Regions from separate parts of the Homo sapiens genome. Here region 1 is linked to region 2. A link is a contact called in ENCODE Hi-C or POLR2A ChIA-PET data. All regions are on one chromosome and are shown on one strand. Each heading gives the region's core, a stretch centred on a gene start or an enhancer-like site at or near the end of the contact. The rest is flanking DNA. Distances are from core to core; before and after follow the strand shown. Region 1 overlaps BABAM2 (BRISC and BRCA1 A complex member 2). Region 2 overlaps BABAM2 (BRISC and BRCA1 A complex member 2).

The links. Hi-C counts contacts between places; a loop is a spot of excess contacts on that map. ChIA-PET counts read pairs that join two places held with the same protein, here RNA polymerase II (POLR2A). Pooled maps may share reads with other maps.
Region 1: POLR2A ChIA-PET joins it to region 2 with 10 read pairs in AG04450. The contact joins two enhancer-like sites. A Hi-C loop is called at or near these places in 1 of 50 pooled maps. POLR2A ChIA-PET finds 5 or more read pairs at or near these places in 6 of 52 experiments (A549, AG04450, CD4-positive, alpha-beta T cell and 3 more).

The regions. Positions count from the first base shown.
Region 1 is chr2:28,286,262-28,293,422 of GRCh38, reverse strand. The region is part of intron 10 of BABAM2 (BRISC and BRCA1 A complex member 2); the gene reads right to left. Among named protein-coding and RNA genes, the nearest start is that of BABAM2-AS2, 21 kb to the left of the region's middle. Within about 2 kb of position 5,727, at least 3 of the 41 ENCODE cell types and tissues checked have a DNase peak (open chromatin) inside an H3K27ac peak, as active enhancers do.
Region 2 is chr2:27,973,284-27,979,800 of GRCh38, reverse strand. All of the region lies in intron 3 of BABAM2 (BRISC and BRCA1 A complex member 2), which reads right to left. Among named protein-coding and RNA genes, the nearest start is that of MIR4263, 20 kb to the left of the region's middle. Within about 2 kb of position 1,765, at least 7 of the 41 ENCODE cell types and tissues checked have a DNase peak (open chromatin) inside an H3K27ac peak, as active enhancers do.

The DNA of each region.
Region 1 (7,161 bases), core at 4,478-6,977, 310 kb before region 2:
TAGTGGCTGCATTTCTACCTTCCCAAGCAAACATGCTTATCTGCCCCTAAATGCTCATCTTTTCACTAGAAGACAACTCTAGTAAGGTGGTATCTCAATTCATAAGACTTTCTAGAAATTTCTCACTTCTCCAAACACCTCAACAATGGAAAAATGAATAGCCAAAAGAAATGCCATACCATGCATGTGATTCCCAGGATAGCCTATCAGACACTCAACATTTCAGGCATAGTTCAACAAGTTTGATTATATGATTTCTCCAGAAAAAAAAAGTATCTAATTATGGCAAAATGAGGACAAGGAACATTAAAGGCAAGTAGTCACAATTCGCAGTCTAGCACAGAGGAAGAATAGAATAAATACAAGCAGGGTTAGGAGAGCTGAAAGAATCCCAGTCTGGCCATTCAGTGTAGTAACAAAAAGCTCCATACATCCCAGCTGTCACTTAAGCTATCACCATATAGTAAGTGATATTCACTCCCAATCTTGGCAGTGGTGGCGGACAGCTGTGGTTGCGTACCTAACAGCCATTCTCCATCCTTCTTTCTTATGGGCAGAACCTTCTTCTCACCCCAGAGTCTGACAGTGCTGGATATCACTCAGCCTTCAATAAACCAAGACATGGAAATGTGACTCAGTCCTGCCAATAGCCCCTGAAGGGAAGTGGGCTATGGGTCTTTTGAGAAATATTTTCCTCTCTGATTAAACACACGTGTAAGGAGAAGCCCCCATCTCATTCTTGCCTTAGAGCTGATCATGTGAGGTCTTGAGGCTTGGAGTTGAGGCCCCATCTTGTGACCATGAGGGAAAGTCAGCCTGTCATCATTGTGTGGCTGGATTCATCATCCCTGAACTACCCAGCTCTGGATTTCTTGTTATGTGAGACAATCTTTACTATTAAACCTCTTATAATAGGGTCTTCTGATACGTGCAGTCAAAGGCATCTAAGGAAACGTTATTTTCTGAAGCTTCTGTTCAAGAAGGCAAGATAACTGTATAATCTATGTACATATAATTGTATAATCTATTTCAGAAATATTTCCACCAAGCATGGTTAAGAAAGCATTCAAGGCATATAAACAGGAAAATTTTAGTTGTCTGGAAAGTTCAGTTTTGCGGGACAGTTCGATCCTTGAAAATGCCAAACAAATGAGGGGTTAACCATAATTGCTTCCCTGGGAGTCACATCATCAAATATTTTCACCATTATTCACAAGTTGGCCATTATTTCATTTCTTCAAACCTTCCAAACTATATATTTCTGCGCTTTCCCCCATATCTTGGGTCGGCAGGGAAGATACTCATAGATGCGCTTTGTGGTGGTTATGGTTATATTCCCATTTCCAGTCCTCTCAGGATGCTCCAGTTCCTCCAAGCCTCGTTAGGAAACGTTTTAACCCCTTGTTGAATTGCTGTAAAGTCACTCTCCAGTGAGGATTCCATTTGAGGCTGATTGTTCCTGAGAGCAATCTGTATACTTTTCATTCCCAGGCTATCCCCACAATGTGGGAAGACTGCCATATATTTACCGAGCAACCACGATCTTACTACCTACACACTAAACCTTTGAGACATGTGGATTCCAACCACTGGAAAATTAACACTACATATCCAAAATACTCACCTACAAGAAATATAAAAGTAACATTTTCCAATTCAGAAGTATCTATTTAAGGTATCTCCATTTATTATCACTACCTTTCTTTTAAGTGACAAGAAAGACTAAATATTAACCAGATTTTGTTACATGTGTTCTACTTTTCACTGGTTTAAGCTGGTTATGATATGATCATGTAAACAAATTATCTTTGTTTATTTTTTTTTTTTGGAGACGGAGTTTCACTCTTGTTGCCCAGGCTGGAGTGCAGTGGTGTGATCTCGGCTCACCGCAACCTCCACCTCCCAGATTCAAGTGATTCTCCTGCCTCAGCCTCCCGAGTAGCTAGGATTACAGGCATCCACCACCACGCCTGGCTAATTTTTTGTATTTTAAGTAGAGACTGGGTTTCACCATGTTGCCCAGGCTGGTCTCGAACTCCTGACCTCAGGTGATCCATCCACCTCGGCCTCCCAAAGTGCTGGGATTATAGATGTGAACCACTATGCCCGGCTTATCTTTGAAGTTTCAATATTATTAAACTGAAGCTTGAAGTTTCTTGGATTTTTCCACATATGCTAAAAAATCCTATTATGGAAAGAGACAGCATGGTATGCCCTTGAGGTCAGATAAAGTGAGTTCAAATATTGGCTACACCATTAATTAGTGATGATATCATAGGCAAAATATTTCTCCTCTTTGAATCCTGATTTTCTCATCTGTAAAATGAGGATAATAATTTCTATCTCATAGTGTTTGTTGAAAGAACTAAATAAAAACCAAACAGGTACTCAGTATGTGTTCATTTCTTTTCCCTACCACCCTTCTTTAAGTGGTTTTTTTCTTCCATCTAACTTTATACACTGTTCTGTATATGTGAAATTTCTGATAACTGTAGCATATGTTTCAGGTTCTTAAATTTTAACTATTTTGATGAAAATCTTTCTAAACTTCATGTCTCAGTAAATATGATATACTGAAAATAAATTAGCCTTTTTTGGATGACAGAGAACACATTAACAAGTTATACACGATGGCCCAAGTGTTAAGGAAGATTTAGCTTTTACTATTTCACAAATGCCTCCTACCTAAGAGCCTGCATTCCCTAAACCTCATTTCTGAAAATGCACCTCAAGTGATTTTAATTCGCCTCCCCAGGTAGGAATCACTGCAGAGAACCATGAAGTCCTTAAGCGCAGGGGCTGTGAATTAGTTATTTTAGTATTTCTAGCACTTAGTACAGCGCATGACACATGAGAAACACTCAGTAAAGGCTCATATAAAGCACATGCAAATTAAAACCTCAATGAACTTCCACTTCATGCCCATTTGATTGACAAACATTTTAAAACTGGAAAATACCCAAGTGTTGTCAGGCTGTGGAACATTGGGAATTCCCATTCCCTGATGATGATGATGATGATATAAATTGCTAAAACCTTGTACAGTAAAAGTAAAGGTGTATGTACTCCACGACACAGCAATTCCACTCTTAAGAAACTACCACATGTGTGTAAAAAGATCGCAGGAGAAGGCCTAAAGTAGCCCCACTTGTGATAACAAAAACTGGAAACATCTTAAATGTCTATCAACAGGAGACCGGATAAATACATTGTGCCTATTCTTTCACAGGAATACCTTACAGCAGTTTAAATGAATGAGCTAGGGCTACATGTGTCAACCTAGATGAATCTCAAGGACCAAATGTTCAGTGAAAAAAGCAAGCTGCAGATGAACACTGTTCAGTATATACTTACAAGGATCAAAAACGTGCACACATTACATACTATTTAGGAATGTCTATGTAATTAAAGTATAAAAACATGCATAGGAAAGATATACACCAAATTAAGGGTAGTGGTTACCTCTGTGGGTGGGGAAAAGGGAATGAGTAAAGGATGGGGGTGCATTTTGGAGGGGCACTCAGGGGGCTTCAACTGAATTGACAGTGTGCTATTTTCCTTTGCTCTCCTTTCCTTTCTCCTTTCCTTTCTGCTATTCCTTTCTCCTTTCCTTTCCTTTCTTTTTTTCTTTTTTGAGACAGAGTCTCTCTGTCACACGGGGTGGAGTGTGGTAGCGTGATCTCGGCTCACTGCAACCTCCGCCTTCCAGCTTCAAGCTATTCTCCTGCCTCAAACTCCCAAGTAGCTGGGACTACAGGTGTGTGCCACCATGCCCAGCTAATTTTTGTATTTTTTTTGTAGAGATGGGGTTTCACCATGTTGGCCAGGCTGGTCTTGAACTTCTGACCTCAGGTGATCTGCCCGCCTTGGCCTCCCAAGTGTTGGGATTACAGGCATGAGCCTCTGTGCCCGGCCTGACAATGTGCTATTTCTTTTTAAAAAAACTCAGAAGCAATTACAGCAAATTATGAAGATTTGATTAAGGTGGGTACATGGGTATTTGTTTTCATAGTCTTTATACACATGTGTATGCCTTAAATATTTATAATTTTAAAAAGTTTAAAAAAGTAAGACATTAATATTCACAGACGCAGAAATCAGTATGATTCCATTTATATTAAGTTCAAAAATAGAAAAAATAAATGATATATTTTTATGGATATATACTAGGTGGTAAAGCTATTGAGAAAATCAAGAGGGCAGTTAACATAAAATTCAGGGTAGTGGTTCCTTCTGGGAGAGACACCCACAGGACGTCTATGATACTGGCACTATTCTATTTCTTAAGTTGAGTAGTGTTTATGAATCTTTAAAGTGTGTGGATATGTTTTACATAATCGTGTGTGTGTGTGTGTGCGCGTGTGTATAAACAGATAAACATTACTTTGAAAATGGGGGCATTTGTTAAAAAAACTAAGAGGGTCAGGAAAACTGAATAGTCTTCAGAAAAAAAAAAAAAACAACAACCCACAGTGGGTAGAGTGCCAGGAAGAATGAGGGTGTCCATGCCCTTGAGCTCATGGTCTGGAAAAGGAGACCTGGCAAGGTCAAGAAGCAACTTCAGTTGAGCATGCTAAGACAATGGCAGAGGCACACACGCGGTGTCACGCAGGGAGAAGGGCAGCCGCCTGAGGTTACCGCTCTGCAGAAGAGATGGACTTTGAGTTGGTTCTAGATGGTTACAAGTTGAATCAGAATTGGAGACAGGAATATCTCATAGAAAGGAAAAGATTCAATAACCCATTTGATATTTGTAAACATAATTCTCCACTTTTAATTTTGCTCCTTTGGTATCTCATATTCGATGTAGAAAAGCCATAATCTATCCCAGCATTTTGGGAGGCTGAGGTGGGTGGATCACCTGAGGTCAGGAGTTTGAGACCAGCCTGACGAACATGGTAAAACCCCGTCTGTACTAAAAATACAAAAATTAGCCTGGCTTGGTGGTGGGTGCCTGAAATCCTAGCTACTCGGGAGGCTGAGGCACGAGAATTGCTTGAACCGGGGAGGGGGAGGTTGCAATGAGGTGAGATCACGCCATTGCACTCCAGCCTTGGTGACAGAGCAAGACTGTCTCAAAAAAAAAAAAAAAAGAAAAGAAAAGCCACAACCTGTCCTATATTACCAATGTTTCCCACTACTCTCCTGCCCTTTGTATCTGTGAAGAGAAATAGGTGACACAAAGATGAAGGAAGCAGACGCTGGTGTCAGGAAGCTCACAGGCCAAGTCCTTCTCCCTGTCTGGAGGGCGCCCCTTGCTTTTCTGGGTTTATCTGGTTTTACTCTCATCAAAGTTCAGATGATCAGAAATACCTCTTTTCTAGAACTCTGCATGCTTCCAACCTGTGCTCCCAAGCAGGGCTCACTCAGGGTGAGTTCTCATGAGGACAAAAGCATACCAGTGGCTGAGGCTGGGATGAAGGGGTCCCCAAAGTAGGAACCCCTCCTGTCCCAAGTGCTTCTCTGTCCCTCTGCTTCATCCACTCCCTCATCCATCACACACTGAGTGAGCAGATTCTCTGTTCCAGGCTGCCTGCTGGAACTGAGGGTCCACATTTCCTGGAGAGGGGCCGGGTGTGAACTCTGCACCTCCTGCCTGCTATGCCATCTGGGTTCTGTGCCCTCTGGATATACCACCTACTTGGATCCTGGCCCCTTTGCTGCTCTGACATTCTCATTTCCTCGGGCCTGGCTCTGTGTTCATTCCCTTCAACCTGCTATTGCTTCCAACTCTGTGATGCAGTCCAAGCCCCGCCTTCTTCCAGGAAGCCTTCCTTGCATGCTCCATTGCTCAGTGATTTCTCCAGCCTCCATGTCCATATAATCCACTTCTCAGGGGGATTGTTGACAATTTCAGTGTACTTATCTTTATGTTAGATCCCTACATGTTTGCCACTGGGTTAGACACACGGTAGGTAGTGGATGCATATTTAGTGACTAACTGGCATTGATTAGTGAGGAAATGGGGACTGCACTAGACATGTACAAAGAAACATGCTTTTATGAGATGCAGAAAGAAATTGAGCAAGAGAGAACACCATAAATAGCATTTAGTACTGTTTTAACTTCTATTTTTAAAAGAATTGAGTCACAATAAATAAACTCCTGGCCTGGGAGGATTAAAAAAGAAATCTGGTTAAATTAAGGAAGAGTTTGATTAAAAGAATCCTTAAATAAATTACAATATATTCAAATGCAAAATCCTTAGCATTTAAAAATTGGGCAAAGTCTTTAAAAAGTCATAAGCTTTTAATTTCAAAGAATTCATAGACAATGTACCAAATGTAAATGATTAGAAGAAAAAGGACAAATGAGGTGTCTGTGGTTAAAGTAAAGGGTCAGTTTAAATTCCTGTCTTGAAAAATTAGAATGAAGCAGTTAGATACAAATTTGGGAATATTGTGACTACCCCAATGCGAAGTATGACTAATGTGGCTTTAGGAAGAAAAAAAAAAGTTCCTCAAATGAATCTAACTTTTTTCCCTAAAGGATCTAGTTATGACCTTTACATTCTAGAGAAAACAACATGTATCCAAACTGACAAACATTCCCTGAGCACATACCATGGCCGGCTCTAGGGAAACCCAGCTGAGTAAGGCCAACTCCTCCCCACAGTGTCAGCATGCCCTCAACTCACTGTTCTCAGGAAAGGAGACGAGGACGAAGGTTATAACAGAGGTGTCAACCACCATGCAGTATGGGTGCAAAGATACTCCATCGAAGGGCTTCTAGGAGGCTTATTAGATGAGACTGCTTTGAGCAGGGCCTTGAAAAACAACTAGGATTTGGATAGGCAGTGGCAGTGGGAGGACTATGACTGGGAAGGGAGGGAGAGAAGCAAGAGAATCCAGGCAGAGGGAAAAGTATTAAGCAGTCACCGTAGAGGCCCAGCGAGGGAATGCGGGGGATCTGGGTAGACGGAATACAGGCTGGAGGACAGAAGCTGGAGCAGAGAGGCTCTGGATAAAGATTGCAAACTGTGGAGTGCTCTGAACACATAGTGAAGGACTGTGAACGTCTTTCTATGAGCATTACCCTTGAACATTTCTAGGGAAAAAAGCTCACACCACTCATTCCAGTGTGGCAGACACTTTCCTATAATGCCCCCAGCATGGTACAATCCTCTAGAATGGAGAATGCTTTGGAAAGTATGTACAAATC
Region 2 (6,517 bases), core at 516-3,015:
CATACTATTTTGTCTATCAGTTTCAATAACTGCCAGGAAAACATAGTTTCTAAGAAACAATTCAATACTAATACAACTAATACAATCACTAATCATTAGAGAAATACACATCAAAACCACGAGATACCATCTAACATCAGTCAGAATGGCTATTACTAAAAAGTCAAAAAATAACAAAATGCTGGTGAGGCTGCACAGAAAAGGAAATGCTTACACACTGTTGGTGGGAACATAAACTAGTTCAGCCACTGTGGAAAGCAGTTTGGAGATTTCTCAAAGAACTTAAAATAGAGCTACCATTCAACCCTGCAATCCCATTACTGTGTATATACCCAAAAGAATATAAATCATTCTATGAAAAAAACACATATACTCATATGTTCATTGCAGCACTATTCACAATAGCAAAGACTTGGAATCATCCTAGATGCCCATCAAGAGTGAATCTGATAAAGAAAATGTACATAGGCCAGGCGCAGTGGCTCACACCTGTAATCTCAGCACTTTGTGAGGCTGAGGCAGATGGATCACCTGAGGTGAGGAGTTCGAGACCAGCCTGGTTAACATGGCGAAACCACGTCTCTACTAAACAAAAAAATACAAAAATTGGCTGGGCATGGTGGCGCATGCCTGTAGTCTCAGCTACTTGGGAGGCTAAGGCAGGAGAATTGCTTGAATCCAGGGGGTGGAGGTTGCAGTGAGCCGAGATTGTGCCGCTGCACTCCAGCCTGGGCAACAGAGTAAGACTCCATCTCAAAAAAAAAAAAAGAAAAAAAGAAAATGTGGTACATATACACCATGGAATACTACACAGCCATAAAAAAGAATGAGATCATGTCCTTTGCAGCAATATGGATGTAGCTGGAGGCTATTATCCTACCAAACTAACCAGGAACAGAAAGCCAAATACCACATGTTCTCACTTGTAAGTGGAAGCTAAACATTGGAGTATACATGGACACAAAGAGGGGAATAATAGACACTGGGGCCTACTTGAGGGTGGAGGGTGAGAGGAGGGTGATGGTCAAAAACCTACCAATCGGGTACTTTGCTCACTATCTAGGTGACTAAATCTTTTGTACACCAAACCCCAGTGATATGCAATTTACCCACGTAACAAACCTGCACATGTAACCCCAGAACCTAAAATGAAACTTGAAAAAGAAAAAAAGAAAAAGGTAAATGACTGGTTTTCTGCCAATGATAGATTATTCTTATCAGTTGCTGCATTAAATGATTACTGACTGAAACTCCAAGTATGGAAGTGAGAGTCAGACAAGAACTTTGTGGAAACGCCAGTTTGAAGGAGATAGTCTCAACAAAAAGTAAGTTCAAGCAATAGAGTTTGTGTCCGTCCATTTTTGCATCACTATAAAGAACTAACCGAGGACTGGATAATTTATAAAAAGAGGTTTAATTGGCTCACAGTTCTGCAGGCTGTACAGGAAGCATGGTGCCAGCATCTGCTTCTGGCAAAGACCTCAGCAAGCTTACAATCATGGCAGGAGGTGAAGGGAGAGCAGGCACATCACAAGATGAGAGTGGCAGTGAGAGCAAGAGGAGGTGCCACGCTCTTTTAAACAACCAGATCTCACATGAAGTCAGAGCAAGAACTCTTTCATTATCACAAGGACAGCACCACACCATTCATGAGGGATCCACCCCCATGACCCAAACACTTCCCACTAGGCTCACCTCCAACACTGGAGGTCACATTTCAACATGATATTTGGAGGTGACACATATCCAAACCATTTCAGAGCTTTACGAAAAACTTTGAAGAGGTGACTCATTTCCAAGAGTTAGCTCTAACCCTTAGTGTGTCCTTACACTGAAATTTAATATCTCTCTGAAAATTCCATTTGCTGGTTCTGAGAACTTTATGGGACAAGTTTAATTTATCTGTAATATCACAGCCCTTCAATTATTTGAAGGCAGTTCTCGTGACCTATCTTTCAACCCCACTAGGAGTCACCTCTTAGACAGGCTTACTATCCCAGTCTCCTTCACTATTCCTCATCTGACTTGTTTCAATTTCCTTCATCATTTGGCTCTCTCCTCTCTGAATATGTACCAGTTTGTCTATAGCTCTCTTAGAGGATAACACCCAGATCTCAAGATAAGATTCTAGGTGTGTTCTAAAGAGCACAGAAACAAATACAAAAATCCATGCCTTAATTTATGTATTAAACTTCTATTGATAAATGGCATTGTAAGTTAAAATAGCTTTTTTGGCAGCCTCATCAGTAGTGACTCCTATTATGCTTCTTATTAACTAAAAGCCCTAACATTTTTATGTATTTACCACTGCTAAGCTACATATCCCTCTTCTTAACTGGGACAACTAAATTTTAGAATCCATTTTGAAATTTTAAATTTATCTGTATTATATTTCAGTATCGCTAGATTTACCTATTTAAAGTCCATCATGATATTCTTAGATTCTACTCCAATTTTGGGTTGGCACTCCTAACTTCAAATTATAAACATACTGGCTAGGCATCCTTCTGGAAACCTCCCTTTATGACAATTTATAAACAATAAACAATCTTGGGTGCAATAATTTAAACAATAATGTCTAACCAATAATAATATGAACTTAAACATTCATCACAAGTTTGTCAAGGAACTTGTCAACTGCCTCAGCAATGTAGGCTGTTGTGCCTACAAATGCAAGGATGCCACTAATTATTCCATTGCACAGCATTCTTTTCATCTTGAGTGGTAGAGTTTAATTTCCAATATCAAGGAAAAAGACTCTAAGGAATTACTACATCTGAGAGTTGGCATATTTACATGAATTAGGCTCTCAAACAAAATCTGTAGAACAAAGGATGGAAGTAGGGGGCAGAGGCTAAACTTAGGTCATTTAAATTTGCCTCCTCTTCTTAGAAGACTTCCTTCTGCCATATCCCTCTCCTAGACTTCGGACCACACCTAATCCTTCTTTGCACTTCTAATATCTGAAGCAGTGCTATGTAATAGAAATAATAATGCAAGCCACATACATAATTTTAAACTTACCAGTAGCCACATTCAAACAGTAAAAAGAAAAAAGGTGACATAAAAATTATAAACTATTTTTTAACTTTATACACAGTAAAATTCATCTTTTTCTGTACACCTATAAGAGTTGTATAACATGCAGAGATTTGTGTAAACATCACCAAAATTAGGATACAGAACAATTCTATCACTCTCCAATATGTCTTCATGCTATCCCTGTGTATTTAAATATTCCGACCATTCCTTATTCCTGGAAACCTCTGACCTGCTCTTGGCCCCTTCAGTTTTGCATTTTTCCAGAATGCCATATAAATGGAATCATGCAGTATGTAACCTTTTGAGACCAGCTTCTTCTTTCACTTAGCATAAGGCATTTGAGACTCAAATTGCTGCATGTATCAATAGCTTGCTCCTTTTTTATAGCCTACTAGTATATTCCATTGTACAGATGTACCATAGTTTGTATATCCATCTACCCAATGAAAGACATGTAGGTGATTTCCAGTTTGTGATGATTATGAATGATGCTGCTACAAACATATATGTACATGTTTTGCGTGAATGTACATTTATCATTTCTAGATAAATGTTTAAGACTGGATTGCTAGGTCATATGATGAAGTGTATCTTTAACCATAAAACAAACTGCCAACCTTTTTTCCTGAGTGACTATTACATTTAGCAAACCAACAACGCATGAGAGTTCCAGTTTCTACACATTCGTGCCAACATTTAATATGGTCAATTTTGTTATTATTGTCATTGATTTTAGTCATTCTAACAGGTACATCATGGCATCTCATAATGATTTTAATCTGCATTTTCCTAATGACTAATAAAGTTGAGCATCTTTTCATGTGTTTATTTGCTACCTGTATATATTCCTTGGTGGAGTATCTGTTCAGATCTGTTCCCCATTTTTTTTATTGTTGTTGGTTTTCTTAATGTTGACTTTTGAAAGCTACATATTCTTGAAATTTGTTCTCTGTTAGATACATGATTTGCAAATATTTTCTCTTACTGCTTCTTGTCCTCCTCTTCCTCTTAACAGTCTCTTCAGCAGAGCAAAAGTTTTAAGCTTCAGTGAAATCCAATTTATCAACTTTTTTCTTTTATGGATTATGTTTCTACTGTTGTATCTAACTCAATGCCCAGCCCAAGTCACAAAGCCTTCCTTCTATGGTTACTTCTTGGATTTTTATGGTTTGAAATTTTCCATTTAAGAATGTGATTCACCAATTTTTGAACATGGTTTGAAATATAAGTCAAGGTCCTTTTTTTTGCATGTAGATGTCTACTTGCTGAGAAGACTCCTTTTGCCATTGAAGTGCCTTTGCGTTTTTGTGGAAAATCATTGACCATATTTATATGGATCTATTATTGGACTATTTTGTTCTATTGATCTATGGCTCTTCTTTTGCCAATATCACACTGCCTTGATAATAAGTCTTCAAACTGAGTAGTCTGACTCCTCCATTTTTATTGTTCTTTTCCAAAATTGTTTTGGCTATTTTAATTCTTTGCTTCCCACGTAAATTTTAAAATCATCTTGTCAATATCTACCCAATCCTGCTGGGATTTTGATGGGGATTACACTAAATAGTGTACATTAATTTAGGGAAAATTGACTTAGGAAACTAATTAAAACTAATTAGGGAAAACATCTTAACTATGTTGAGTCTTCCCATCCTTGAATATATTATATATCTCTGTATTTATTGAGGTCTTCTTCAATTCCTTTATCTACATATAGATACTGAACATACCTTATTAGATTTATAACTAAGCATTTTTTTGGCAGGAAGGTATTATAATTGGTACTATTTTTTAACTTTCTGTTTCTGATTGTTCATTGCTAGTATAAAGAAATAGGATTGATTTTCCTATGCTGATCTTACATCCTGTAACCTTAAAAAACTCGTAAGTTCTAGGATTTTTTGAATATGCGTTGGGATTTTCTACATAGACAATCATTATACGCAAATTAGGTAGATTTATCTCTTCCTTTCCAATCCATATGCCTTTTATTTCTTTTTCTTGACTTCCTGCAACTTCCAGTACTATGTTATATAGGATTTGGGAAAGTGAACATCTTTGCCTCATTCTCAGTCTTAGAAGAAAAGCATTCAGTCTTTCACCATGTATGATATTAAGCTGTAGGTTCTGGGTAGATGTCCTTTATAAGTTTGAGGCTGAGGAAATTCCCTTTTATTCCTATTTAGCTAAGAGTATTTATTATGAACAGATTTTAAATTTTAGTTTTTTCTGCATCCATTGATATGATCATACAGTTTATCTTGTATTAGTCTGTTAATATGGAGACTTGCATAGACTGATTTTCAAATGTTGAACTTGGCTTTCATTCCCAGAATAAAACCTGCTTGATTATGATATATTATTTTACTTGTATACATACATAGATAATGTATGTTGTATACATATATATGTATGTATTTTATATATGTTGCTAAATTCAATTTGCTAATTTTTTTCGAAAGTTTTACTTCTTTGTTCAAATGAGGGATACTGGCCTATAGTTTGTTTGTTTGTTTTCTTCTACTTTCTTTGACTGATTTTGATATCAGAAAAATGTCAGCCTCATAAAGTAAGATAGAAACTGTTGTATCCTTTTCAATTTCTGGATGATACTGCATAAAATTGGTGACTTTTTGTCTTAAATGTTTGGTAGAATTCACCCAAGATAATCTGGGTCTGGCATTTCATTTGTGAAAGATTTTTTTTTAACTATAAATTCAATTTATTTAACAGATATAGGATTAATCAGATAATCTATTTCTTTCTGAGTGAATCTTGATAGTTTATCTCTTTCAAGGAATGTGTTCATTTCACTTAATTGCCAAATGAATTGGCATAAAGTTAGGTTCAGAGTGAAAGCACTAAACCATCTTCTGTGGACTTGATTCATCAGAATAGTTTTCAAAGCCTTTAAATGTTACTCTGGTTTTCCCAAAGTACGCACCACCCAGAGGCTAGTCTGGGCACTGTTCTATGCTGTAGCTCAGTTCTCAAAGACTTTGCTATACTGATTCTGTCCGGTTCCATGTGTGAAGCTCAAGGATAAGCCTGAGACTTCACACACAGATTAAAGGATCCTTTTCTCCAGCCCCTCTTCTCTGTGATTTCCCCCGTACTCTGCCTCCCAGTGGCACCTTTTCTTGGTACTCTGGCTTGAAACTGGGAGTTTTTCCCTCCCCATGTTTTTATATACTTTCCATTACTGTGTCAATCTGGAGAAGAAACCCCAAAAGAAAAGAGTCTAAGAGGCTACTGCAAGAGTCCTGTTTCATCACTAGAGCTTGCCTGCCTTAGGGACAGAAGAGTTGGTGGGGAAAAAAAAAAAAAAGATTACATCCTGAAGAGTCCCCCTTTCTATGTCTTTGACCTGGGAGAGGGTTTTCATTGGAGAATTTTCTGTCCTTGCCCAGTGCATAGTGCCAGGGTCCAGGATGTCCTAGGATCCAAACCAGGAGATATGGAAAGAAAAGATAAA